Linked DNA regions of Mus musculus: all the other regions are linked to region 1. Evidence: chromatin loops called from intact Hi-C (ENCODE). Cell type or tissue: left cerebral cortex. All regions are shown on one strand.

Region 1 (5,000 bases):
AGCAGCCAGTGCTCTTAACTGCTGAGCCGTCTCTCCAGCCCCAGATGCCTTCTTAAGGGACAGAAGGCTTGATGTTTAATTGCTCCTTCCAGGAACAAGAGCTTTTGTTTATTTTACATGGCATCTGGTGAGGGAGAAATGAAAATAATACAGTCCAAATGAATGTGTCTTTGGCATTCCCATTTTCTACGGGCCACTGGATCTGTGCTTCTGGGTGTGATTTGCCAGCTCTCTATTAAAAAGCTATTTTACCCCCCTCAAGAACCTACTCCAGATGGAAATAGCTTTTTATCAGTGAACCAACATCATTATGGAGTTTGGACAAGAAAGCGAGCTCCTTCCCAGCGTTGCTACTCACACAGCAAGTGTCAGAGAGTCGGCTGAGGTCTGCTTCTTTATTCAGGCGACATTCCTTTATCGTCCAGCCACAGTGTGTAAATGTCTGCAGTAATGGGAATGTCATGGGCTTGCTCTCAAGGAGCGTTGTGTGGCTTGGTAGGAAACGGGCATGGCTGTGTGTGTGTGTATGTAGGAGAAAGGACAACCTCAGTTGCCACTCTCATCGACCATCCACTTCACTTTTTATTAGTAGTATTTTTAATGATCTCTTACTGGCCTAGAACTCACCAAGTAGGCTAGGCTGGCTGTTTGGGTGGGCACTGTGTTCCAGAATTCTCTCATCTCCACCTTCCTAGCCTTGGGATTACAAGTGTTTGTCACCGCAGCTGGTTTATTATTATTATCTTATTATTATTATTGCTAAAAACAGAAACAAAAAATATACTCCAAACCACCTGGATTCGGGGGGATCAAACTTAGGTCCTCACATGTGCAAGACAAGCACTTTACCTACTGAACCATCTCCCAGGTCCTTATCTCTGCTTTTCTTATGAGATTGGAATTGCCTGTCTTTGATCAAACGGAAAGAGAGGGAGATGGAGAAGGAGAAAGGAAACGATACAGAAGGGGCACAGGACAGTGTCGCTGGGTTCTGTTGACCCATGCTTTATGCAATAAGATACAGTGTATACAGCTCTTACTGGAGGGGTGCTGTATGCTTTGGACTTTGGGCATGTCTCCATCTTGGAGAGAGGTTCCTTAGTTCTCCCCCACCCCCACCCCCACCCCTCAGATATTGTTTGTACGATTTCTTCTGGGTTTGTAAAAGCAAGCACAGTCATGTGGGCATAATGACATTCTGACGTTAATCCCATAAGATTATAATGGAGCTGCAAAATTCCTATGGCCCAGTGACCTCTTAGCCAGTCATAACATCAGTGTGACCCATTACTCATGGGTCTGTGGTATTGGTGATGTAAACAGACCTACGATGGTGTGCTTTGCCTAGAAATACTGTAGATATCATTCCTTAGGTAGACAATGCTTGATAGTAAATGACTCTTACTGAATTATCTATTTAGTGGGTTGGACTTTTTTTTTTTTTTTTAGATTATGTTTCTTCTGCTTGTGAAAGAAAACTTGACTGTAAGTCAGTTTGCTATATTATGCCGGCAGTACCCTCTTGTATCTTGTATTTACCGTGCCTCTCGATTGCATCATTTTGTCTTGTGCTTGATTTAATTTCATGTTTTGTTCATTATGGCTCTAGGAGCAATAGGCTGTTTCTCCCCAACCTCCAAGCCCGTGAGCGTGTGTATCCCACAGGCTGGGTGTGTGCAGCATCCAGGTCTGTGTAAATACACTTAACATGATGATCATATGACTCGGTTGTCACACTCCTAAACAACCAATGGTTATAACCCTCTTCTCTGCTGTTCTCAGCTTCAAGAGCTTAGGACTAAGGGCCAAAGAAACGTGGAAAACAGCACTGAGAATCTAGGGATAGGTAGATTTTTCTTCTAACCTCCTTGGGAGTCCACAAAGGGCTCCAAGGCAGAGCCTCTGGCCAGTCTGAACCAATGGGGAGGTGTTGGGGGGGGGGGATTTCTTTTTCTGAAAGCAGATTCACACCTCCTCCTCCTCCCCCCTCTCAAATTGGAACAGTCCTGGGAAAATGGGACAGGTGTCCCCAGTTAAGAGACAGGGCTGTTTACTCAATTCAGCCGAACAGCTCTAAGGGAGAGGAAGTCTTGCTACAAAGAAAACTTAACATTTCCTATCATGAGGTAGTAGTCCCTGCCAGTTGAACCAAAGGACCAACTGGAAACGCTGCCTACTGTCCTCTAACAGGTGAATACCAGGTGAGAGTGGGCAGGTCAAAGTTCACTCTGGAGACCAGAGGCCTGAGGAAAATGTATCTCTGCTTCTACCTTAACCTTCTAAGTAAGCCACTTGCGGGGTATGCTGATGGGGGAAGGCGCTAGAGAGAGGCGTCTTTCCATTGAATCGGTGTAATTTGGCCACGGCCTCAGAGCATCAGGAGTAAAGTGAGAAAGAGGAAATCAGAAGGGTTCAAACACTAGTCAGTCCAGTCACTCCAGTTCTGGGCCAGGCCAGCCACCATGTCCCGCATCCACCCATCACTTGGCCGCCAAATAACCCCTGGAGTTTTACTCCGGAAGGGACCACCAGGCGGTGATTGGCTCGTCTTGGGCGTGCCTGTCCGATACATCCCGAGGTTTCCTTTAGCTGCTCCAAAACTGACGTGAAGCAGATTTTGGTGCAATGCGAATTAGCTCCAGCAGCGGAGTCCGGAGGTGACTGCCGAGCTCCGGGAGCGCCTGCTGGGGCAAAGCTGCGGCCAGGAGTCAACGCCCGCCTGCCGATGGCTCCATCCAGGCCGCCGCCCATTGCCTTGACAACAAGCCCCCACCCGCCCTCCTGCACAGCAGGCTTGGGTCACCGGCTCTTGGGTATGCGAAGGCGCCCCGCCCTGGGCGCCCCGCAACCGTGAGCCGCGCAACCCCACCTTGCCGAGAGCTTCCGAGCGCCAAGCAGAGGCGCCCCCTCCTGCTCGAAGAGGGAAAGCCCGGGCGCCCCCAGCATTGACTTCATAATAAAGCTCCCTAAAGGCTAGGGCTCCCCCGCGCGTTCCGGCGCCCTGCACCTGCTGGGTTCTCCCACCCGCCCTCGCCCGGGGACCCAGGGTGCGCGGACGGCCTGGGAGCGTGCGTGGCTCCGTGGTCAAGTGCTGCATCCCGGCGCCCAAGCACGGAGCTCCTGGGGAGGGGAGGGGGAGCGGGACATCCCCGAAGGCCGCCTCGCGGGAGGCGGGGAGGCTGCCGGGTGCACTGGGAGGGCGGGGAGCCCGCGGGAGGAGGCGGGCTGGGGGAGTGGGGCGGGCGGCGGGGAGGGAGCAGGAGCCAGGCAAGAAAGTAGCAGAAAGTGAGGCTGGCAGGCGGCGGCAGAGGCAGGAAGTCTTTGCCGGAGAGCAGTAGAAATTAGAGCCAGGGAGGGACCGCGGCGGCAGCAGCCAAGGCGAAAGAGGAAACTGCCGAAGAGGAAGCTCTGCGGCAGCCCGAGCCTCCCTGCGCTCCGCATCCTCCCGCTCCGCATCCCGGCGCCGGGCATCCCCCGGAGCCCGCGCCGCGCCTCCGGCGCCCCTTCCCCAGCGCAACCCTCGGCCGCCCTACAGCATTAGTCTGCCATGGCCCGGGAGAACGGCGAGAGCAGCTCCTCCTGGAAAAAGCAAGCAGAAGACATTAAGAAGATCTTCGAGTTCAAGGAGACCCTCGGAACGTAAGTGGGTGCTGGGGACCAGCGGGTGGAAGTAGCATCGGTGGCGGCAGCAGCGTCGGCTGCTCCTGCTGCTACCGTCGCCACCGCCACCGCGGCAGAAACTGGCTGGTCGATGCGTCCTCATTGTCCCATAGTCCGCTCTTATGGAGACCCTCCGCGAGTCCACCGCGTGGGTCTGCGCCCACGGTTGACACCTCTCCTGGGCGGGGGAGGGGAGCGCAGGGCGCGCAGAGAACAGCCCACGCGGGCGGGCGACTTTCCTTTTCCCTTGCCACCACCGCCCTCCACTGATTTTCTCCCCACGCGTGACTGTGGGCTGAGCATGGTGGATCTCGCTGATCGCTGGCTGTGTGCACTTACTCATCGTGTGTATGGGCGCACTGGGCCGACGAAAGTGGTCACGAGGAAATTCAGCTTTTGGTCCTACCCTTACATCATATATTCCTATGGAATTGACATATGCACGTACTAGGTGTAGACAAGACTTTGGCTGGCCTCAGGATGATGGGAGGGAAGAATTTCGCAGTATTCAGAGTGACATGTGGTCAGAGCTTCATCTGTGTGTACATCTCACCATAGGGTCAGATGCCCGGCGCTGGGGTTCATGTCCGGGTGGGAGGAGGATCAGTGAGTCTTTAGGGGCGGTTCTCTCCGGGGCTCATGCTTGATGGTTACATCTCCAGAAAGCAGAAATAATCAAAAGTGTGTGTCATCAGAGCTCTGAACATGTGCCACTCAGTACAGCTGCAGTTCCCTTCCTGCGCATGAGTTGGCTTTGTTTTGTTTTGAAGCGCCTCAGATAGGTACAGGGGCTGTGAAAGAATTCAGCGCCGCGGAAAGAGTCTGAAGTTCAAGTTATTTTCTTCCACCACTTGATCGGTTTCTGGTTTTGATCGGTATCTGTACATGAAGATACAGTCTCACACGTGCTCCGTAAAATGAACCTTTTGCTGGGGTTTAGGAGGGTGCTGATGACTCGGAGAAAAGGAGGTGGTGATTCCCGGGTGTATCTGTGTTTCTGGGCGCTTATCTCTCCTCCTGCCCTCTCGGCCTTCTTATTTCTGGGCTTGGTTTGCTTTTCCAGGACCTCAGTTTTCAAGCCTGCTCGAAGTGCAGAGTCCCACAGCTAAATATTGGTAATTATTTCCCTCCACCCCTCCTGTACCCCATCTGCAGTGTGTCCCCCAGAGACAAGTCGGAGGGTGGCCTTGTCAGCTGTGCTCCCAGATCCCTGGGACAGACCTGTGCAGTGTGCTGAAGCTCTCAGTAGGGTCACCCTGCTGTGCCTGCTGGGCACCAGGGAAGGCATCTCTGTGCACGTACTTGCTGTTTTGTGGAAATAAAACAAGAGGGCTCTTAGC
Region 2 (5,000 bases), 260 kb after region 1:
CTTAGAAGGTGCTTTGGATACTCCATGCCCACATCAAGCAGAGCTAATAAACCCCCCTGAGGGGTTTGCCTCTCTTCCAAGAACACTGAACACCTTAATGGCCTCCAAGTCTCCAAGTGTCTGTTCTCAGGGTCCAAGTGCCCTGGGCACATATATTATTCTTCAAAACAGGTACCAAAAAGGCAACAATACTACCACAAAGCAGTAGTCTTGCCAAGCTTGCCTAAGAAATATTACAAACAAGCGTTGCAGGTGACCAGGTGGAACTTGTCAATGTTTCTCACTCCCCTAAGGGGGAGTAACGGGCTGGCCGTGTGGCTGGCTGTGTGGCCCTAAACTCTCCTCAGGACAGCCAGAATCTTACTGTTAGTACACGGTCTGTTGTCAAGAAAATGTATCCCCCTAGGATAACTTTATAGTGGCCACTAAACCTGAGGGCTCACCAGTCACCTAAGCATCTAAATTCTTTCTCAACTGTTTAACAACTGAGCAGTTTGTGTCCACTTAGATCATTTGAGAAGGTTTTTTGGTTTTTTGTTTGTTTTGTTTTTTTAAGACAGATTTTCTCTGTGCAACCCTGGCTTCCCTGGAACTTACTCTGTAGACCAAGCTGGACTTGAACTCACAGAGTAAAACCTGCCTCTGCCTCTGCCTCTCTGCCTCTCTGCCTCTCTGCCTCTCTGCCTCTCTGCCTCTCTGCCTCTCTGCCTCTCTGCCTCTCTGCCTCTCTGCCTCTCTGCCTCTCTGCCTCTCTGCCTCTCTGCCTCTCTGCCTCTCTGCCTCTCTGCCTCTCTGCCTCTCTGCCTCTCTGCCTCTCTGCCTCTCTGCCTCTCTGCCTCTCTGCCCCTCTGCCCCTCTGCCTCTCTCGGGTACTGGGATTAAAGGCATGTGTTGCCACTGCTTGGTGAGTAGTTTTAATAAACAGATCACCATGCACAGGGCACATCCCAGGGCAAGTAAATTTAAAGGTCCAGGAACAGGACTAGGTATCGAGGGCGAATGGGTGGGTGACGTTTGGCTGATGAAGCCCAGGGCTTTGTACATGCAAAGCTGCATTCCCTGTCAGGTTTCCGTAGATCTTAAAATTTCTCAGATAAGTCTAACATAGGATTGGTCTTGTGACCCACGGCTGGTTTTCCAAGGGTAGTAATAGAAAGCAGAAAGCAATTGGCAGTCAAATATTCCAACATTTTGTAAGCCCATCAGCCCATGAGGATCTGTAAGGCTTTATGGATGTCAGAATAAATTGTCTATTCTTTCATTGAGTTCTGTGAGCTGAGCATTGGACACACACACAGACACACACATACAGACACACACACACACACACACACACATATAGACACAGATACACACAGACACACACACACACACACACACACACACACACTCGCGCGCTCGGGTCTAAATTATTTCTCCTTTGGATGAAAGACAACCAGGCCCTCTTCTGGAAAGTATTTTATAAAATACATAAGCAAACTATTGAGTATTTTTTCTGAGTTCAGGCAATGTGAGGTTGATTATAGAAAGAGGAGCAGGTCATTCTTGTATGAATGACTTCAAAGTCCAGTAAATCCCACATCTGATTGATGAACTTAACCATGCAGAGGAGCCCGTGAAGTGTGAGTTTGTAACAAGGCCCCATGGGGGTAGTAAAGACTGTTCTGGGGAACTTGGACTCCTGCAGTCAAGCTTCGTAAGTCTCGTCTGTTTATTTCTCAATGCAGTTGGCTTCATTATCATTTTGGATTCATTGACGGGAAGGACTAGGAAGAAGCTTGAAGAGTGTCCTGTTGAGCTAGGTAATTTCAAGATAAGAAACCTGAGACCTTGAGCAGTGATGTAGCTACAGCATGGTCAAATACATAGAGACTGAGTGCGTGCTTCAGGGCCCCTCCCAGAGGACCTGCCAGCACTGGCTCCAGTCTGCCACATCACGTAAGAGAGCTGCCACTGTCCTCATCCCGGGTGCCTGTGTTGTCCTGAAGATGTTTAAGATGCTCTTATGAAACTATGATAAATTGTGAACAAGAAGTTTTAGTCTTTATTTCTTTTTATTTGAGGTTGCGTCTCCCATAGCCCTGGCTGGCCTTGGACACACTATGTAGTCAAGGATGTCCTGAAACGTCTTGTGCTGAGGTTACAGGCACTTGTCATCATGCCTGGTTTCATTAGAGCCTGCTTGGACCTGGAGCCTTGTTTGTGCTAGGCAAGCCTTCCACTAACTGAGCCACAATTCCAGCTTTTTTTTATCGCCTTAAAAAAAAAGATTTATTTGTTTTTATTTGATGTGAATTGGTGTCTTTCTTGTCTGTGTGAGGGTGCTGGACTCCCTGGAGTTGGAGTTGCAGACAGTTGTGAGCTCCCATGTGGGTGCTGGGAGTTGAACCCAGGTCCTTTAGAACAGTCAGTGCTCATAACCACCGAACCATCGCTCCAGTCCCCTTTATTCACTTTTAGTGACTCAAAGGAAAACTTATTTCACAACTGGGGAATGTAAACCCATTTTATTTACTATATAAACAGTAAAAAGCATCTATGACAAAATTGACTTGTAAACTTAGACTACCTTTGAGTATGTTAGGTACCATAGGCCTCCCTCCTTAGTGTCCTATTGATTATGGCTCCATCTGCTGGTAGCAAAGGGAAGAGATGTGAAGATTTGAATTTTGAAATATTTGCTCTTATTTTACTGTCTACTAACACATTTGTTCACATAGTTGTTACAGACAAAACCTCCTCATACCCTATGATACATCTGTATGCTCACATATGTTTGATACAAACACATGAAAATGGGTTAGTAGGCCGTAAAATAAGAAGAGCATATATTTCAGTGTTTACAAACCAGCAAACCAAGTTAGAAAGTTTGAGCCACATGCCTGGCCTCTCAGGGTGGAGATCCATCCTAGTCTTCTGGCAGTTTGTGCAGCTTCCCTGGGTAGTATGAATTCCTGTTTTTCAGATTTATTTTACTCTATATTATGTGTATGGGTGCTTTGCCTGCACATAATGTCTGTACACCACTTGCTTGCCTGGTGCCCAGAGAGGCCAGAAGAGGTCATCGGATCACCTGAAACCAAAGTTGCAAATGATTGTGAGCCATCATGTGGGTGCTGGCAACTGAATGTAGGTCCCCAGGAAGAGCAGTGTAACCACTGAAACATCTCTCCAGTCCCAGTACATAACCCTGTGTGCAGCATTAGGGGTCTATATTGATGCACTACACGTTAGTGGGTTTGATGAAGAACATTTTAAAAACAGCTCTTAATAAAGTGAAGCAGTGTAACACCCTAGCAACTTGTTGCCGCTTGAGTTCAGGAAGAGAAGGGAGGCCTAATGTCCGGAGCTTGACTGTGGAGACTGAACGTATTTCTCCTGTGAGCACAGCTGGTTCTCAGTCCTTGGGGTGGGTATTGCATTCTTAATGACGAAGTGGACACCTTAAGTTTAGGTGTCATCATCTTATACAGATAACTCCAGATTTATAGTCTCTTATCAGTGTTTCTCAATCTCCTTAATGCTGTGACCCTTTAACCTCCTTAATGCTGTGACCCTTCCTCATGCTGTGGTGACCCCCAACCGTAACATTCTTTCACTGAGACTTTCTAACTGTCATTTTGCTTCTGTAATGAATCATAATATCTGATTTGCATAATATCTGGGGTGCAACCCTCAAAGGGGCCCCAACCTCATGTCCTACTTTGCTTTCTGTTGCTGTGATGAAACACCATGACTTTGGAGAGGGAAGGGTTTATTTGGCTAAGGAGCCTGACTTAGCCCATCATGAAAGGAAGTCAGGGAAGGACCTCACGGCAGGATCCTGGAGGCAGGCATACAAGCAGAGGCAATGGCAGTAGACGTGCCTGCAATGGGCTCATCCTTCCCAATGTGTTCATCAAGCAAGAAAATGCTCCATAGACTTGCCTCCTGGCAACCTAATGGAGACTTTTATTTCTTCAATTGAGGTTCTACCTTCCCAAATGATACCAACTTATCAAATTGACGAAAACTAATCATCACACTAAGTTAGTACAAAAATTATGTAAATGGATTTAAAACAGGCTTTGTTAGAAGAATAAACTTAGACCAAATCCCAACAATGCTAATTATGACTTGTGATCAAATTGAATACTATACCACCAGATGTTTGTCTTCCTCTTTAAAGGAGGAAAATAATGCCTACTCTGTAACGTTGTTGTTAATTTAAATAAAGTATTTAGAAATCCCTAGGATCTAATGGTGTTAAGTGGATGGCAGGTTCAATTCTCAGCCCCAACGAAAACCAACTCGACTTAGTACAGTCTTGACACTCACTTGATGCTCAACAAATGGTGTAATCAAACAGCTCGGTAGATAGGCTCAAAGGAAAGGGATGAAATGTGTTCGATGGTGACTTTAGGCTTGTCATGTCCCAGGGGACTGGGAAAACTGCACTGCTTACAACAGCACCACTGTTGAGATGTTTAGGAAGACAATACCAGAGACATTGTCAGAGTCTGTAAACATAAAATGGGGGCGTCTGAAATCTACAGAGCAAGAAGCTGGACTCCAATGCAGGGTACCAATCTGGAGCAGAAAATTAAGTCATTTAACAAAGACTGTAGTGGTTTCTAGGGCTAACTCGGCTTTACTAAGAACGAATCCTCCCAAACACCCTGCTTCTCTTTTAAATAGTCTTGCGTGGCTTATAGCATATAGAAATGTCATTCCAGCCGTCCCCTGATTGTCTCATGGATTAATGGTAAAATATAAGCTCAGTGATAGTACTCTGGAGAGTGCACTTAAATGGCAATCAAAGCCAGTTGACCAATGGCAGTTATCTGGATGGGGTTCTCTGGTGGAATACTACTTTCCCATTTAAAGTTTTAAGTAGGCTTCTCTGAGGATTTTGGTGTTACAGCGCTTCTAGATGGTATTCCGGAAAACAGCTCTCTTCACAGATATTCCCCAAAACAGCTTGTGCATATATTTTATTTGGGGTGAACAAGGGCTGTATA
Region 3 (5,000 bases), 180 kb after region 1:
AGATTTGAGACAGGGGAGCTTTAAAACCAAAGAAACTCAAGGTCTCATAGGAAAGTGGAAGGGCCTGGGGAAAGAAGTATTCAGTAAACTCGGAGAAGGTGGCATGGGAAGGCTTTGCATGTGAGGAGTCACAGGAAGTGCTCAGTGGTTAGAGCAGCCAGAACAGGTATTCGAGCAAAAGGGTTGAAGTGTGGGCTATGTCTGAGAACGTGCGAGCACAGAGGAGGAGACCGCTAGCGTCATTGGCCAGAGGGGCCTCTGAAGACTTAGGGTCTTAATCCTTTACTTGGTAGCCAGTGAGGGCGAAACACTGAAGATTTTTTGCATGAAGTAATGCTGGGAAGTTCAAGAATGGTTCTCAAGATAGAGTGTAGGATAGAGGTTAGTTAGGGAGGTATTACAGTTTGACTGTGAAAGGCCCCCCACCAGGTTATGCTTGAAAACGTGTTTCTCCAGTCGGTGGTACTATTTTAGGATGAGAGGAGTGAGTTTTCAAGTCTGAATAAGTGGAGCTGTGTTGGCAGCACTAATGGAAATACAGAAATGAAGAAAAGTGCATCATCACATGGCACTGGTCATTTGGTCGTTTCTTCCCTTTCAGTGGGATGTCTGAAGGCAGAATTAATTAAAATGACACAGACATAGGCCTGAGAGAGATGAGGCGAGGCCTGAAAGCAGTCAGATGGCAAGGTCTCCAGCCCTGCAATAGAAACAAGGCCTCCTGACCTTGTTTCTATTGCCTATCTTCTCCCCCCACCACACTCTGTGTGTGTGTGTGTGTGTGTGTGTGTGTGTATGTGTATGTGTGTGCAAGAGCTATTTCTATACTAGACATGCTTGGTAATGTCCTTGAGTGTCAGCTGGCTGGAATAGGTGGACATACCCACAGAGTAGGAAAGAGAGAACACCTGGGATTGCTCTTTTTAATCATCAGACATAGATGAGGGAATGAATATTATGTAGGCATGTTCTAGCCAGTAGTGCACAGATGTAGTACAGACAGAAATCCAGGCCCATTTTTAAATTATAATCCGGCCCATATGTGTGTTTTCATGTGTGTTGGGATGGGATGCACAGGTGTATGTGGCCATGTATGCATGCATGTGCTCCCTCCCTCCTCCCTCTCTCTAGAGAGAGAGAAAGAGAGAGACTGGGTCTCACTGGAGAAGGCTGGCCAGTGAACTTTGGGAACCTTCTGTCTCCACCTCCTTAATGCTGGGACTACAAGCATGTACCAACATGCATTTAGAATATAGATCCTGGGAGTTAAATGTTCGGTCCTTACTCTTTCGAAGAAAGTTCTTTATTGGCTGAGCCATCTCCCAGTGTCTGTGTTCTGGATGCAGAAGGTCAAGTGAAGGTCAAGTGAAGGTCAAGTGAAGGTCAGGTCAAGTGAAGCACACACTCGCTCTGCCTGGCACTGTTGGAGATTCAGCTTCTGAAACCCCGATTCCTAGAGTAAGGTTGTTTTATACCAGGGATTGCAGGTGGTTTTAGAAACTCATTAGAAGATCTTCTCCCTCTATCTATCTACTGCTTTTTGTTGTTCTCTCTTTTGTCTTCTTTTACCTCCAAAGTTCTTGAAATCATTTCTACATCTACAGCTCATCTTCCTCAGTATAAACTCACCCACAAATCCCCCTACATCCTGGCTTCTTCTCAAATATAGTACTGAAACTGTATCCTAAAAATGCAATTACAAAATTGAATTAGTTTTGAGTCACCAAACATTGTGGTCTTTTCATAGTGTAGGGTCTCCTTAGCTCTTCTAAAACATCAGAGCCTGTTGATCAACACTTAACCAACTTACTTCTTAAAACTCCCAGGCCCCTTATTGTGACCCTAAGTACATTTGCATTCCTGTTTGTCTTTCCATCTGCTGACTTCTTTCTTCCTTCTGTTTCCCAGCTGGGGACATTTTTTAAAATTCAACACCAGTCGGCTTTGCTTTCCACAGGGCCATCTGTGGAGGTTTCCTCATTTCATCTCTTTAATCCAGAGCACTTCTCAGGCTGTGTCTCCAGCCCTGACGTCTTGCTGAAGCAGTGGTTTCCAGAGTGGGTAGACAAGAAGGCTCAGTGGGAGGCAGAGAGAACATGCTAGAACTCACACTTATAAATTTGTTCTTAAGAGTAAGAAAGAAGTTGAGACTCAATGATACCATTTGAGATTGATGGTTGATCTGTTGAGAAGACAATCACGGGTCTGGGAGTCTCTGTAGGGAAAGAGCCCTACAGAGATGTATCCTTGCTGACCTGCCTGTGCAGGAAAGGACATAAGCAGTTTGCATGTGGCCAGGCAAGCATAAATGTGGAGTATGGGATCTAATTTTACCCAAAGTAATCTTTACAAAATGGACCAAATTCATGCTTTCTGAAAGGAACCATAGGTTGAAGATAGTGCCAAAAAATATACTGCAAGCATGCAAGAGAATTGGAGGGCTGGAATTTCTGCTCATAGCTCACCATCATCCATTTGACCAGGATGAAATGGATGGTGTGTTCAAGCATTCCTCTGGTCACTTCAAATACTGTCATCCATAAGATTTTCTACTAAAATAAAAAGAATGCTATTGGTATTATTCTTTGATAAAATGAAGTCAATGTTGTTTCCTTGCTCTATCTTGATAAAGCCTTAATGTTATATCATTTTAATTGAACATGATATTCTAGGGCAGTAGTATTTCTGTTATGATTTATAATACATGTACCAATGTTAGAATTTTTACCTAAGTGGTATTTTATTAGTAAAACTTATTGTCACTATAGGTTACAGACCAGTGGTTTGCAACCTATGGGTCAAAACCCCTTTAGGGGTCAGATGACCCTCATAGATATCCCCTAAGACCATCAGTAAACACAGATATTTACTTTATAATTCATACCAGTAGCAAAATTGCAGTTATGAAGTAGCAACAGAAATAATTTTATCATTGGGGGTCACCACAACATGAGGGACTATATTAAAGGGTCACAGCATTAGAAAGGTTGTGAACCCTGATGTAGGCCATTGTTCTCAAAACATAGACCTGCCTGTATTTCTCAAGCTTTGTAGATGTATGTATGCTGGTGTTTGACTTGAACTTGTGCGGTGCAGCCAGTCAACATGTTTATATGTCATCTATCTTTTAATATAGTCTCAGAATAGACAACAGAAACAAGGCCACATCGCTGCTAGTAACCTGAGACAGTCTTCAAAGCCAGTCCAAGGGGAAGGTACAAAGAGAGGGTCCCCAGAACCAATTCAAGATTCATTTATATATTTGTTGGCTTCTCAGAATACCATAGAAGGTGATTATCACTCTCTATCAGTCTGAGGCAGTTGAATGAGGTAAAGGCCACTTAGATTCAGTACCATGAAGTCAACCTCATATGACTCAGCACTTTGATCAAGCCAGGGACAGTCTAACACATCCACAGGTATCTGTCTAGGGGTCCTTGCAGGCTTGTAAGCCCATTTAAGTCTGATAGCATCTCAAGTTACACCTAGCCCTAGATCCAAAAGTCTATTCTTTGCCCCCAGGCTTTGGGATGGTTGAAGCTTGCTCTTCCTATGTGTAAATCTTGCTTCCCTTTAAGACTTCCAGCTTTAAGTCACACAGAATATGTGACTTAACTGAATCCAAAGCACAGATATTTGGGGGGATATATTGTCTTTATTAGTTACTTCTTTGTTGCTGTGATAAAAGATCATGACTTGGTGGGGGAGGGCAACACATGCACTCCGACTCTCTGTAGTATTCCTTTTGTGAGTTGCCCCAGCTACCTCATCTTTTTCCATTGGCCCCACTGCTTAGTTTCTTCCACTTCTCAACCTCACTACAGACTGGTGACCAAGTGTTTAATACACAGCCTTTGGGAAACATTTAAAATAAAAATTGTAATCCTTTGTCTTCTGGTATATCGTGTTACTCAAGTCAACTAATCTTGCAAAAGTCTTGAATTACTTTGCTTTCTTAATTAAAGACTTACTGTTCATTACCTATTGGATGTAATCTGTTTATTTAATTAGTAATTCTTTTAAAAGTAAATTTCACTTTTCATTATTATCATGTATGGGTATGCCCACATGCCTACATGTGTGTTTGAAGGTCAGAGGACAACTCTGCAGGAGTTGAAGTACTGAGATTGGCTTGAGAGCAGGTCTCTGGAACTGTACTGCTCAGAATATCTGAAGCACTGAAAAGCAGGAAGAGCTAGAAGAGGCAATTTAAAACTGGTGGGCGAAGAAATAAGGATGGGATTGTAGAGTTCATTTTCTCTGTCCTGCCACGTTTATATGGGTCATTATATAGGCCAAAATTAGGCAGTCAGACTTGTGTGACAGGCATCCGCCTGGCCCTAACTCATCATTCTTGAGTCTTCCTATCTCCATATCAACCTGTTTCCTGATGACCTTTCATGACGTAGTTACATCTTTCTACTTGGTCAAATAATAACAATAGAAACCTTCTTTTCTGCTCTCAAGGTTTTCTGTCTCAAAGCCATCATTCAAAAGCATTCCCAGTGTTGCTCAATCAGGAAGCTCTTCTGAGTGGCCCGTAGACACTTCTTTCTGTTGTATTAGATCCTGTTTCCACTCTGGCAGCCTTTTGCTCTATCATGTCTGTTGTTATCCATACCCCTTCAAGGCAGAGACCAGATCCTCTTTTTGGTATCCATTCCCATATTCCTCATCAATAAATCTTGTTCAACGAGTGACCCGAGTCCCTTAAAGGGGCCTACAACTCCCTTGGTGCTTTTTCTCAAGGAGAACTAGCGCTAACTAATGGCATTAGTGCCTTCTTTTGTGATTTTCCTTTTGTGATTTTTCTTACTCAGGGCAATTTTTCATCAATAAGAAACCCAATGATTCCCAGTGGAGGAAAAGTTCAATCCTTAAAACCTCACTGGGCTTTGGACAGAGCCCATATTCTGCGTGCTATGGTCTGGTTCTCAGTGCTCACCACTGGCCCAGATGTTTGAACATCCTAGTTCCAAGCTAGTGGCTCTGTTTTAGGA
Region 4 (5,000 bases), 100 kb after region 1:
CATGCATATCTATCACTCCCGAGCTTTGCTGAAAGGAAAAAGGCTGCGGCAGCTGGGCTCCAAATTCTTGCTTCACTCTGGTAGCCTTCCTGGTTCTGGGCCCTCGCACAGGATCCCTCATTTTGGGTCCCTTCCTCTGTGCCTTCTCTGCAGCCACCCCTAACGATCCAGATACCAGCTCCCTTTGTGTCTCACCTCAGAGAAAGGGACATGTGTGGCTTACGGTCAAGTCAATGATAGGAGAACCTGGGACTGAACAGGAAGTGTGAATTAGGGCTTTGAAAAGTGGGCACCTAATAAGCAATCCTTCCACCTCCTTCCTTGCAGGAGAGCAGAGAGCGGAGATAGAGCGCCGTCATTATCCTCCCTGTAATTATAGGAAAGAGCCAATGTTCTTGGAAAATCCAGCAGTCAGGGCTGCTGAGCCAACTCAATCCTCCAAGATGGCTTCTGGAAGCCAGGCAGGGAAATTAGCTTAATGGAGGTTGAGTGTTCTGTGAGACCCTTGAGTGTTTGAGTGAGGGCACTAAGACCCCCCCTCCACCCCCCATCCCTCTGCCCGCTTCCTCCACTTCCAGTTCCTGGTGTAGAAATCATCTTCAGGGCTGCTTGGTTCTCTCAGTGGCCTCCAGCTTGAGCTGTCACACATCAGGGCTGTAGCAGTTCGCTGCTGGCCTTGGCCTGAGCCTGTGCAGGGCAGGTGTGAGGAAGAGGAGGAAGCTGGGGTGAGGGGTCAAGGGGGGGGGACTCCCTGGCCGAAACCTCTGTCCTGATTGGCCTCTGCCTTTCCCCACTTCTCCTCCTGGCTCCTTGGGAACACTCCCAACCCCTTTTCATGTTGCCAGTTACCACCCAGGGTGGGAAGGTTTGCTTTGGGGATTTGTGTGCTGAGCACAGAGGTCCAGAGAGGAGCCTTTCTGTGGGGGTAGTATGGTTAGAACCCTTTTGGATGCTTTCTCTGCTCCTCATTCGGGTATTTCTAAGCAAGAATGCAAACAGGCCTGAAATAGAATGTATTAGTAAGTGTAACAGAGAAGCAGAGGATATTTTTAGCAAATATGGCTGAAGCAGATTATTTCAATGAGTGAAGGTGAGGGGTGTGTGTGTGCGCAGTGCTGGATTCTGGGGACTGGGGAAAGTAGCTGCCTCTCTGGTTAGTTGCCCTGTGACACCTGGCCCTAGGCTCCCGGGGTACCTAGGATATGGGGGCTACTATCTTAGTTTTAGGGTCCTTCATTTCCCTGTTGTGAAGGATGTAGAGGCAGGTTACATAGTTGTGGTCAGGCCTGTGTATATCAAGTTCATTGCCAAGGTCTTTCTAGTAGCAAACATGGCACTACTCTCCACCTGTCCCTAGCTGAAGGCATGGGAAGACCTGGCCTAATATTCCAGAGCATCCAGACCCTAGCTGTCAAGGCTGTAAACACTTTGATAATCCTGGGTACGACTCAAATTGTGACTCTCAGGGCACAGTGCTGAAAACTACAGAGCCTCTTTATCTGGCAACAGTGTTAACTTTGTTAGGGGCCTATGAATCCAGACAAGGTCACAGATAAGAGGAGGTTTGAACTCTCAGTAGGAAAAAAAAATACTAAAAATACCAAGATGTACTATTTTCAGTCCTTTAGATTAACCAGGGCTTAATACCTCATACAGTGTATGAGTCTGTCTCATGGAATGGTGTTCTCCATAAGACAAAGTTCAGGCCATCTTTGGTGTTGTTTGGGGCACTGGCTTACTAGACTGTACAAAGGCAGGGCAGGATTCTGAGGCAGGTGTCCCACCTCAGAATCCCCTGACTGGGCTCCGGGCTCCAGGCTCCAGGCTCCAGGCTGGTGCCTAAGCTGGCCACATGTATTGTGATCCCTAACTGTTTGGGTCTCTCTGTATATCCCAGGCTGGTATCAGACTCCCGAGTCTCCTGTTTCTTCTTCTGCTCCTATGTTATTCTTTGTGGAAACTCTCCATCATTGTCACGATGATAATTTTACACTGGATCACTAGATGCCTCATAATTGGTCAATTATTATTCGCAGTCTGGAATCTGGCTATAAGGCGGTTTTTCTTTTCCTCCTCCTCCTTCTTTCCCTCTCCTCTTTTTGTTTTTGAGGCAGTCTCTTGTTTGAAGTCTAGGTTGCTCTCATACTCCAGATCCTCCAGTCTCAACCTTCTGAGTCTTAAGATTTGAGGTGGTGAACCACTACACTTGGCTGTGTAGTTTGGAATGGGATGAGCAGCTGAACTGACAGGCTAACTATGGCAGTTATGTATGGTCTCACCGCATCAGTGGGCCTAAGTGGAGAGAAAGGCTAGCTTCTGGGCTTTTCCTATTTGATGGCCTTCAATCCATGACACAAACTAGGACAAAGACATCAGCTTTTCCTACATGTCTGGATGTCTACTTTTACACTAGAACTTCTATCCAAGGCTCTCCTGTGTCCCTAGCTTATCGAATTCCCTGTAGATCTTGGAGCTTGCTAGTCTCTAATATTCCTTTGAGCTAGCTCCTTATAACACATCTATCTCCCTTCTGCTTCTCTGGGCAACCCTGACTAATACAACCATCTGCTAAAGTCATGCTTTGGGGGCCAGCCAAGACTCCACCTACTCTATTACATGATCTGATTTTCAAAAGGCAGTAAGTAATTTGAGAGATAATGTTTGGGGTCACTGATGGTTTAGCCTTTGCGTTTCAGAGAGTGGGTCAGAAACTTCTAGTCGCTGAGGTCCCACTTTACAAAAGTCCACGTGTAAAAATGTAAGCCTATGCAGAAAGTGGAGTTTGATAACTTTTTAATGATCAGCTGCCCTCTTTTATTTGGAAAAGTTTGATTTGTGCAAGCCTTTCCAGCCACATGGCTTAAATCAAATACATTACCTCTATTCTCACAGCCTCTAATGAAAAAATTGAACAGCTTTATTGATTTCTTTACAAGTTGTATAATTCGCTGACTCGTTCCCTTCCAGGCAGCAAGACTGGGGAGTTGCCTGTGGCAGAGACAGTTTGGTTGATTTGTACTTTATATGTGTATTTGAGTTTGATTTTATTGGGCTGACTTTGAAGCTCTCCCTAAGTCCTCTCCAATCGTTGCCAAGCCTGAAGCAAGATAAAGCTTGCTTTGCCCAGCTCCGGGGAGAGGTACCCAGAAACTGGAATTGGCTGATGAATCCCCCTGGCACCAGAAAGATTCTCTTGGGCTTAAAAGAGTTTTGAAGATTCAGTAAGATGAAGGTTTATCCTTGGTATTTAGCAAATGCCAATATTATCTAACATGGAGAGCGGGGACTGGAAGAAGTGGTTTTACCAATAGTATAAACGTATCTGTGTGGGGCTGGAGAGGTGACTCAGTGGCTAAGAAGGCACTCTAAACTTCCGGAGCATCTGAGTTTAGTTCCTAGTGCCCACAGCAGGTGGCTTACATCTTTCAACTGTTCCAGCCTCAGTGGATCCAGTTCCTTCTTCTGGCCTCCAGGGCCCATGCCCACATGTAGCATAAACACACATACAGAAACATAGATCTCACATGTCTATCAATGTGTGATTCCATTCTACTTCTTTTCCTGGGGACATGTAGAAAAGTCCGTTCCTCTCATGGCAAAGACAGACAAAGGAAGTGATGCCATCCAAATCCAGGAAAACAGTGAGCTGAGTGTTCAAGGAGGGTTGGTTGACTCAGAAGCGCTGTGTCACTGAAGAGGCCTAGCCTAGGACAGATGAAGACAACACAAAGGTTGGATCCTCAAGACTCCACCACCAGCTAATGTTCTACCTCCATATATTTTAGCACCCTGCATTGCATGGTGCAGATCCGGGCAGGAGGAAGTGGTGGCTGGAATGTGGGGTGAAGGGTTAGTGACCTTTCCCCCTCCACTTAGGGGCCCATGTTAATCGTCCCCTTCGAGTTGCTGCACCATTCTAGTTTGCTTATTCCGTTGCTATATGTCTGGGAGTGGGATATTCTGTTCTATGGCTCAGCATAGCCATTTCTGTTGTGTAATGGCCGACGGTCATGAAATAGACCAAACAACAATGGAACAAACACCAGAAGGTGCTGCCAGGCAGCCTGCAAGGCGAAAACACCAGAGTTGGTCTGGAGGCCAAGTCTAGTCAGTTCTGCGCCACTAATATTGTCAATTTCATAGGCCCTGAAACATTGATTCTCAACCTGTGTAGGTCATGACCTCTCTGCAGAGTGTGGGGGCAGAGCTGGGGGATGGGGGATGGGGGTGGGGATGGGGGTGGGGGTTGGGTAGGCATGAATGACTTGATTCTTTTATGGGGGTTGTCTTAGGCCATCAGAAAACACAGGTATTTATATTATAATCCATAATAGTAGCAAAATTACAGTTATGAAGTAGCGGTGAAAATAACTGTGGTTTGGGGGTCGGTCACCAGAGCCTGAGGAACTATATTAAAGGGTCACTGCATTAGGAAGGTTAGGGGCCAGTGAGCTAGAATCACCAAAAAGACAACCGTCTAGGTGTAACTGTGAGGAAGTTTCTAGATTAGGTGGAAAGGCCTACTGGAGATGTGGGCAGCACCATCCGACAGGCTAGAGGCCTAGTCTACATGGAAAGGCCAAGCAAACCGAGCACAGCATTTATGTCTTCTGCTTCTTGACTGGGTAGCTAATGGGACCAGCTGCCGAGCCCTGCCCATATGGCTTCCCTCCAGGGTGGACTGCACTCTCAGTGATCGAGCCAGAACAAACTGTCCCTCCCTTAAGTTACTTCTTGTCAGTTAAGTTGTCATGACAATGAGATGAGTAACTAATGCAGACCCTATGGCATTGTGTATGGAATTCAGCTGTAAAGAGGATGCCTGCTAAGCCTGTGCCTCACAGTGTGGCTGAGCTTGACTGAGTTAATATGAAGCAGGTTACAGGCAGCCTGACACAGAGTGGCCATCCCTCCATTGCTAGTTGTTAAATGCTAAAGTCCCATAGCAATACTGTTAGCCTGCTTCTGCTCAATACTTCTACCCACCCCCAACCCCTCAC
Region 5 (5,000 bases), 55 kb before region 1:
TGCTCTCCTGACCCAGACATCACTTACTCTCAGGTACTCCCCGAATCTCTCCCTGGAAGTTGATTTGGGATCATACAAAAGCTTTGCTCTGTTTCCTCTGTCATCCTGTGGGCTCTACAAAGCCATCTTCACATTGGGTGCATGTCAGTGGGTAGTTGACAATTGTTACCTCTTACTCTGAAGAACAGAATGCATGGAGTTGGGATAAGAATTCTGATTAAACTTTCTGTAATACAACCAAGCAAGTGATTATTCAATGACACTGTGGTCTGGACCTTAGCTTCTTCTGTTCATCAGTATGAGATACGTCAACTGCCAGACAGCCTCAAACCTCCTTTGAGTATCTTCCATGTACTTGACTCTGTGAAGGACAAGAAGGACTTGCAAAGCTTTAGTGGGGAAGTTGTGTTATTTTGCAAGCTCTCTATTGCAATGCTATAGCTTGTCTGGTGAATGTCCCTTAAGTCCACCCCTCATACAAACAGGAAGGAAAAGCCTGTGAGTCTTGTGCTAGTCAATGTTCTTCTGCAAAACTGTAAAAGGTTCGTATGTTGCAGGCATGAAGTAACAATATTATCTACAAAGGTCATGCTTGAAAAAAAAGTGCAAATTACCAAAAAAAAAAAAATTACAAAAAGTCTTGAGACTGAGGTGAAAAACTGCAGAAATGCTTTGCATCAATAGCATGAGGGTCTGTGTTCACTCTCTCAAAATTTACATTTAAAAACTGGGCATGCAAGGTGGGGGACACCTGAGGAGGACCCCACCCACTCAGAGGAGAAGGGGACAGGGGATGGGGATGGGTTGTGGAGGGTGTGATGGGGAGGGAGGGGCAGTGAGTGGGATGTAAAGTGAATAAGTAAAAAATGAAATGTAATGAAATAAAAATAAAAGAATATGTGGAACACACACACACACACACAAACTGGACACAGTGGTGTGTACCAGGGAGGCAGAGAAAGATGGATTCCTGTGCCTCAGTGCCCAGTCAGTATAACCTACTTGATGTCTATCAAACCAATGAGAAAGCCTGTTTCAACAAACAAGAGGGGGAAGGCATCTGAAGAATGACAGTTCGGGTTTTCCTCAGGCCTCCACATTCACACACACACACACACACACACACACACACACACACACACACCCCTTAATGCTTTAACTAAATTTCTAAATTTGTGCAGACCTACAGGTTAGACATGCTTATAGAATCCTGGTCCCCACTGGGCACTATTGGGAGGTGGCAGAAACTTTAAGAGATTGGGCCTAGTGCAATGCCTCAGAACATTAGATTACTGCCCTTGAAGGGGGCTGGGAAATCCTGGCTTCTCTCTCTTATGTGCTAGTCCTAGGGAGAGTTACTTAGCTCTACCACACACTTTCACCTTGATGTGGTACCTTACTGGAGGTCCAAAGCTATAGGCACAATTGTCCTGGACAAGAACATCAAATCTATGATCCAAGCCTTTTCTTTGTAAGGTAGTGGTGGTTTCAGGTGTTTGTTATGGCAACTGCATCCCAACTAATGGTGAATTTGAGAGTCTGTCTGCTGTGAGGCTGGGTGAGGTAATAAAATACTAACATTGCCTAGGTCTATGACACTCTCTACAAGCATGTTGGTATTGTAACCACACAAAATACAGAGCTTAGCACCACCTCTAACCAGTGTGGTGTTCTGTCAAACCCTTAACACTGATATCCACTGACAGCACTGTGGAACCTTCCTTAGCTTCGATCCTGGTCGCCCTGGTGCAGTCAGTTATGGGAAGTTTTCTTACATGAGTGGATCACCTGCAGCTGGTTCTCATAAGATCCACAGGGATGACCTTGGTTAATAATTTCTGAAAAACAAAATAAGTAGGAACCAGGATCCACATGCTCAGGCTCCCTTCGGGGCTGTGTGAAAACCTTCCATGACCACATGTGGAACACACTCTTCCCTTTAAACCATCCAGACAGGAAACGGAGCAACAGGGCCCAGGCCCTGACTCGCTGGGTGAAGCTTCTCCAATAAAAGGGGTGTACACTGTCATTTAAAGAATATCTTTCGTAAAACTGCTGAGTTACTTCCTCAAATTTTCTTCCTTTTTTTCTAAAGATTGCTGACTTTGGGGTGAAGAAATCACAACTGCTAACTCTTAGATCCCCGGAAGAGTGTTATGGGCTCTTTCTTAGTTCTTAGTTGGAAGGAAAAGCTCCGGATGTTTTGTCCACTACAGATAATTTTGGGAAACATTTAGTCTGTGGCTTCTTCCACGTTGCTAAGAGACTTACCACAAGATGGCGCCTGGCTTAGTTAATGAAAGGCTTTCCCTACTTTTAGGTCCTTGTACTTGGAGTGGAGACACTTGGCAGAGCTGATGATGTTGTTTCCATGGAGACAAAAGTCTGAATCACTGTATGAGTTTTTAATGATGGAGACTCTCCTCTTATATCCTTTAACTATGCTGTGCCTTCCAACTAAATTTTTCCTATTAACAGCAGCTAAAGTGACACCTGGCTTGTGACTGAAGACACTGGATCTTCTCCCCAGGTCCCAGTGGAGTAAGAGGGCCATGTGCTCTGTCCTCTCTCTGTTGTGTTTTGTAGTTGTTGATTTAAACCTCAGACCCTTGGTTTCCTTAATTCAAGTGTTTGTTATAGTAACTGCATCCCAACTAACGGTGAATTTGGGAGTTTTTCTGCTGTTCCTTAATTAAACATGGGGAGATTGGCAGTATAACTAGGAAACTCAGTGGAGCTGTAATAACTCATTTGTGTAAGGAAGGCTGACTCTGAACTCTAAGGTAAGTGATGTTAGCTACATAAACCCCAACAAGCCTGTTAGCATATCACTGGATGTTCCTGGATTAGCAGATGAATCAGAAATTAAGCCAGTCTAGCAGTCACAGATTTTTCAATTCTGGGACAGAACCACTTTTTCCTTTTCTCTTTCTTTTTGTTGGGGTGGAGGGAGGTTTCGAGACAGGATTTCTCTGTGTAGCCCTGGCTGTCCTGGAATCTTCTTTGTAGAGCAAGCTGGTCTTGAACTCACAGATGTCAACTACTTCTGCCTCCTCAGTGCTGCACTCAAAGGCCTGAACCACCACATTTTTTGATATTTGTTGTGAGAGTGGAATGAGAGGCATGTGTCCTTAAAGTGAAATAAACCTCTCTCTAGTACATCCCTGTTGCTATGTGGCAAGGCTCTACTGTCTTTCTGGATCCAGAACCAGCATCATTGGGTATGAAACTATCTCTGGGGAAGTGAATCTGCCCAGCTCTTATCAGCCTCTGGTTAGGACTTCCTGAATATGACACAATGTCCTGGGGGAAGGGAGGCCTGCAGCTCTTATCTTTATCTCTCATCTGACACCAGGGCATTCTTGTGGCCAAGGCCAATGATGATGTTGTTTCCAGGCAGGAGCCCTGGAAACAGAAGGTGGGTATAAGAGTGTATGTTGTGGGTGTAAATCCTTAGAATTGTTGTTCTTCTAAGGGGTCATGTTCAGAATTCATTAAGAGGTAGACCAGTTAGCTCTATGGTTGCTGAGGGTCCTACTCAATAAGAAACATCAAAATAACACAGGGGTTGTAACAAGATAGAATGTTGTACTTTTCAGACCTTGTTTATTTGTTTATTTTGAATTCATGAACTCACTATGTAATCAAGGATGATTTTGAACCCCTAATCCTTCCACCTCGACCTCCCAAGTTCTGGGTTTACAGGTGTGTGCCACTGCATCTGGCCTGGCCTTTCTAAGCAGACTGCTACAGGAGGTAAGCAGAAACACTTTTGATAAGTAGCTACAAATGTTAGTAAGATGCTCTATCCACCGCCACTCCCCTCTACTCCGAAGATCACACTAGCATTACAATTCCCAAGCTTTCCAGCTGCAGAACTTGTTGGTTAAGTAGGGCAGACAGTGTGGGACCAGAACTAAACCACCAGGGATAAGAGAGAAGAGGTTGGGTTTGATGCTTTCTACATAGCCATCTGGCCCTGATCCAGGCTGTCATATGCAACCATCAAACAAATATGTAAGGAATGTGGACTTATGGAGTGAGTCAGTGGGAACACCCTGGGTACTCACCCTGATAAGAGGAGGGTGAGTCTCTGGGACCAGAAGGGGTCCATCAACAAGGAAATCACCCCTGGCCGAGGACCTCAGATTTTCATCTTGTCATGCTTCCACGGGTACCCCAGAACAATATTGGTTACATTTATCTTGAATTGGCAAGAATGGCTTGATTTTAAATATTCTTCCTGTTTGGTTCTGAAAAAAATATAATTTTACTTATCAGTCTGGTCTCATGTCCCAATTTTTGCCTCTGACAAATAGCACATGCTTCAGATCTTTGAGTTCAGCCATTTTCCTTTCTTATTGGTAGGAAATCCCTAGGGGATGGCTAGAGATGGATCATTTGACAAAGCACCAGGCTGGGCTCTGAAAATTGCTGGTGTCAATCACAGTGTGTGTCACTGCTACATGTAAGTGGATTCAACACTGTGGAGTAAGATGAGATGGACCAAAGGCCCTGCTAAATGGAGCTAAATATCTTCAGAGAGCTGTGAGTTTTTCCAGAAGAGCCTTTCTTGAAATATAAATGAGCCTAGTGAAACAAAAGTTCAGGCTTCTGGTTCTACAATTTTCTGCTTGCACAGCCTAATGGCTTCCCCTTCTGGTTCATATTTGACTGACACTGTTCCTTTGACCATATTTCATTCCCTTTCTTCAATTCTTTTTTTGTTTTGCCAAAGTAGTTTCTTGACTAACTCTTCATGGTGGGCACGTGGGTAGAAAAACTCAGTTCTTTTTTGCCCTTTCACATGCTATTGATCATTTGAGTGGGAAGAGAATCTAAATTCAAACTCATTTCCCATAAACATTTTGAACAAATTATTTTATTGTCTTGAAGCATAATTAAGTTTTAAAACTTTGTGTTTTTTCTTTCAGGCTGTTTCCCTCGGCTGTCTCTTCACCCCTTTCTACTTAAGCTGGGCATTTCCCCAGAGCAGAGTG

The links. Hi-C counts contacts between places; a loop is a spot of excess contacts. Peaks named below come from ENCODE experiments on the same cell type or tissue, not always from the same donor. Only the 100,000 strongest peaks of a DNase experiment are listed, where the experiment ranks them.
Region 2: a loop joins it to region 1, with 4 times the contacts of the local background. A loop is called at or near these places in 17 of 42 quality-filtered maps.
Region 3: a loop joins it to region 1, with 2.2 times the contacts of the local background. A loop is called at or near these places in 2 of 42 quality-filtered maps.
Region 4: it touches region 1 in a loop (2.2-fold over the local background); 5 of 42 quality-filtered maps call a loop at or near these places.
Region 5: it touches region 1 in a loop (7-fold over the local background); 9 of 42 quality-filtered maps call a loop at or near these places.

Annotation. Positions count from the first base shown.
Region 1 is chr2:5,712,785-5,717,784 of GRCm38, reverse strand. It overlaps Camk1d (calcium/calmodulin-dependent protein kinase ID), which reads left to right and starts at 3,023. Exons shown (of 11, transcript NM_177343.4): 1 at 3,023-3,639. The coding sequence starts at 3,548. In left cerebral cortex, a CTCF peak has its summit at 2,924 (motif pointing left); DNase peaks (open chromatin) are centred at 3,023, 3,292, 4,008, 4,246 and 2 more places; H3K4me3 peaks cover 2,844 bases; H3K27ac peaks cover 2,848 bases.
Region 2 is chr2:5,449,484-5,454,483 of GRCm38, reverse strand. All of the region lies in intron 2 of Camk1d (calcium/calmodulin-dependent protein kinase ID), which reads left to right. Among named protein-coding and RNA genes, the nearest start is that of Gm36853, 30 kb to the left of the region's middle. In left cerebral cortex, a CTCF peak has its summit at 2,637 (motif pointing left); a DNase peak (open chromatin) is centred at 2,651.
Region 3 is chr2:5,531,055-5,536,054 of GRCm38, reverse strand. The region is part of intron 2 of Camk1d (calcium/calmodulin-dependent protein kinase ID); the gene reads left to right. Among named protein-coding and RNA genes, the nearest start is that of Gm36853, 51 kb to the right of the region's middle. In left cerebral cortex, no CTCF peak of the experiment used is centred here; DNase peaks (open chromatin) are centred at 470 and 1,996; H3K27ac peaks cover 2,122 bases.
Region 4 is chr2:5,608,341-5,613,340 of GRCm38, reverse strand. The region is part of intron 1 of Camk1d (calcium/calmodulin-dependent protein kinase ID); the gene reads left to right. Among named protein-coding and RNA genes, the nearest start is that of Camk1d, 100 kb to the left of the region's middle. In left cerebral cortex, no CTCF peak of the experiment used is centred here; DNase peaks (open chromatin) are centred at 401, 1,033 and 2,567; H3K27ac peaks cover 171 bases.
Region 5 is chr2:5,768,121-5,773,120 of GRCm38, reverse strand. No RefSeq gene overlaps it. Among named protein-coding and RNA genes, the nearest start is that of Gm29857, 43 kb to the right of the region's middle. In left cerebral cortex, a CTCF peak has its summit at 2,265 (motif pointing right); DNase peaks (open chromatin) are centred at 1,752, 1,999 and 2,334.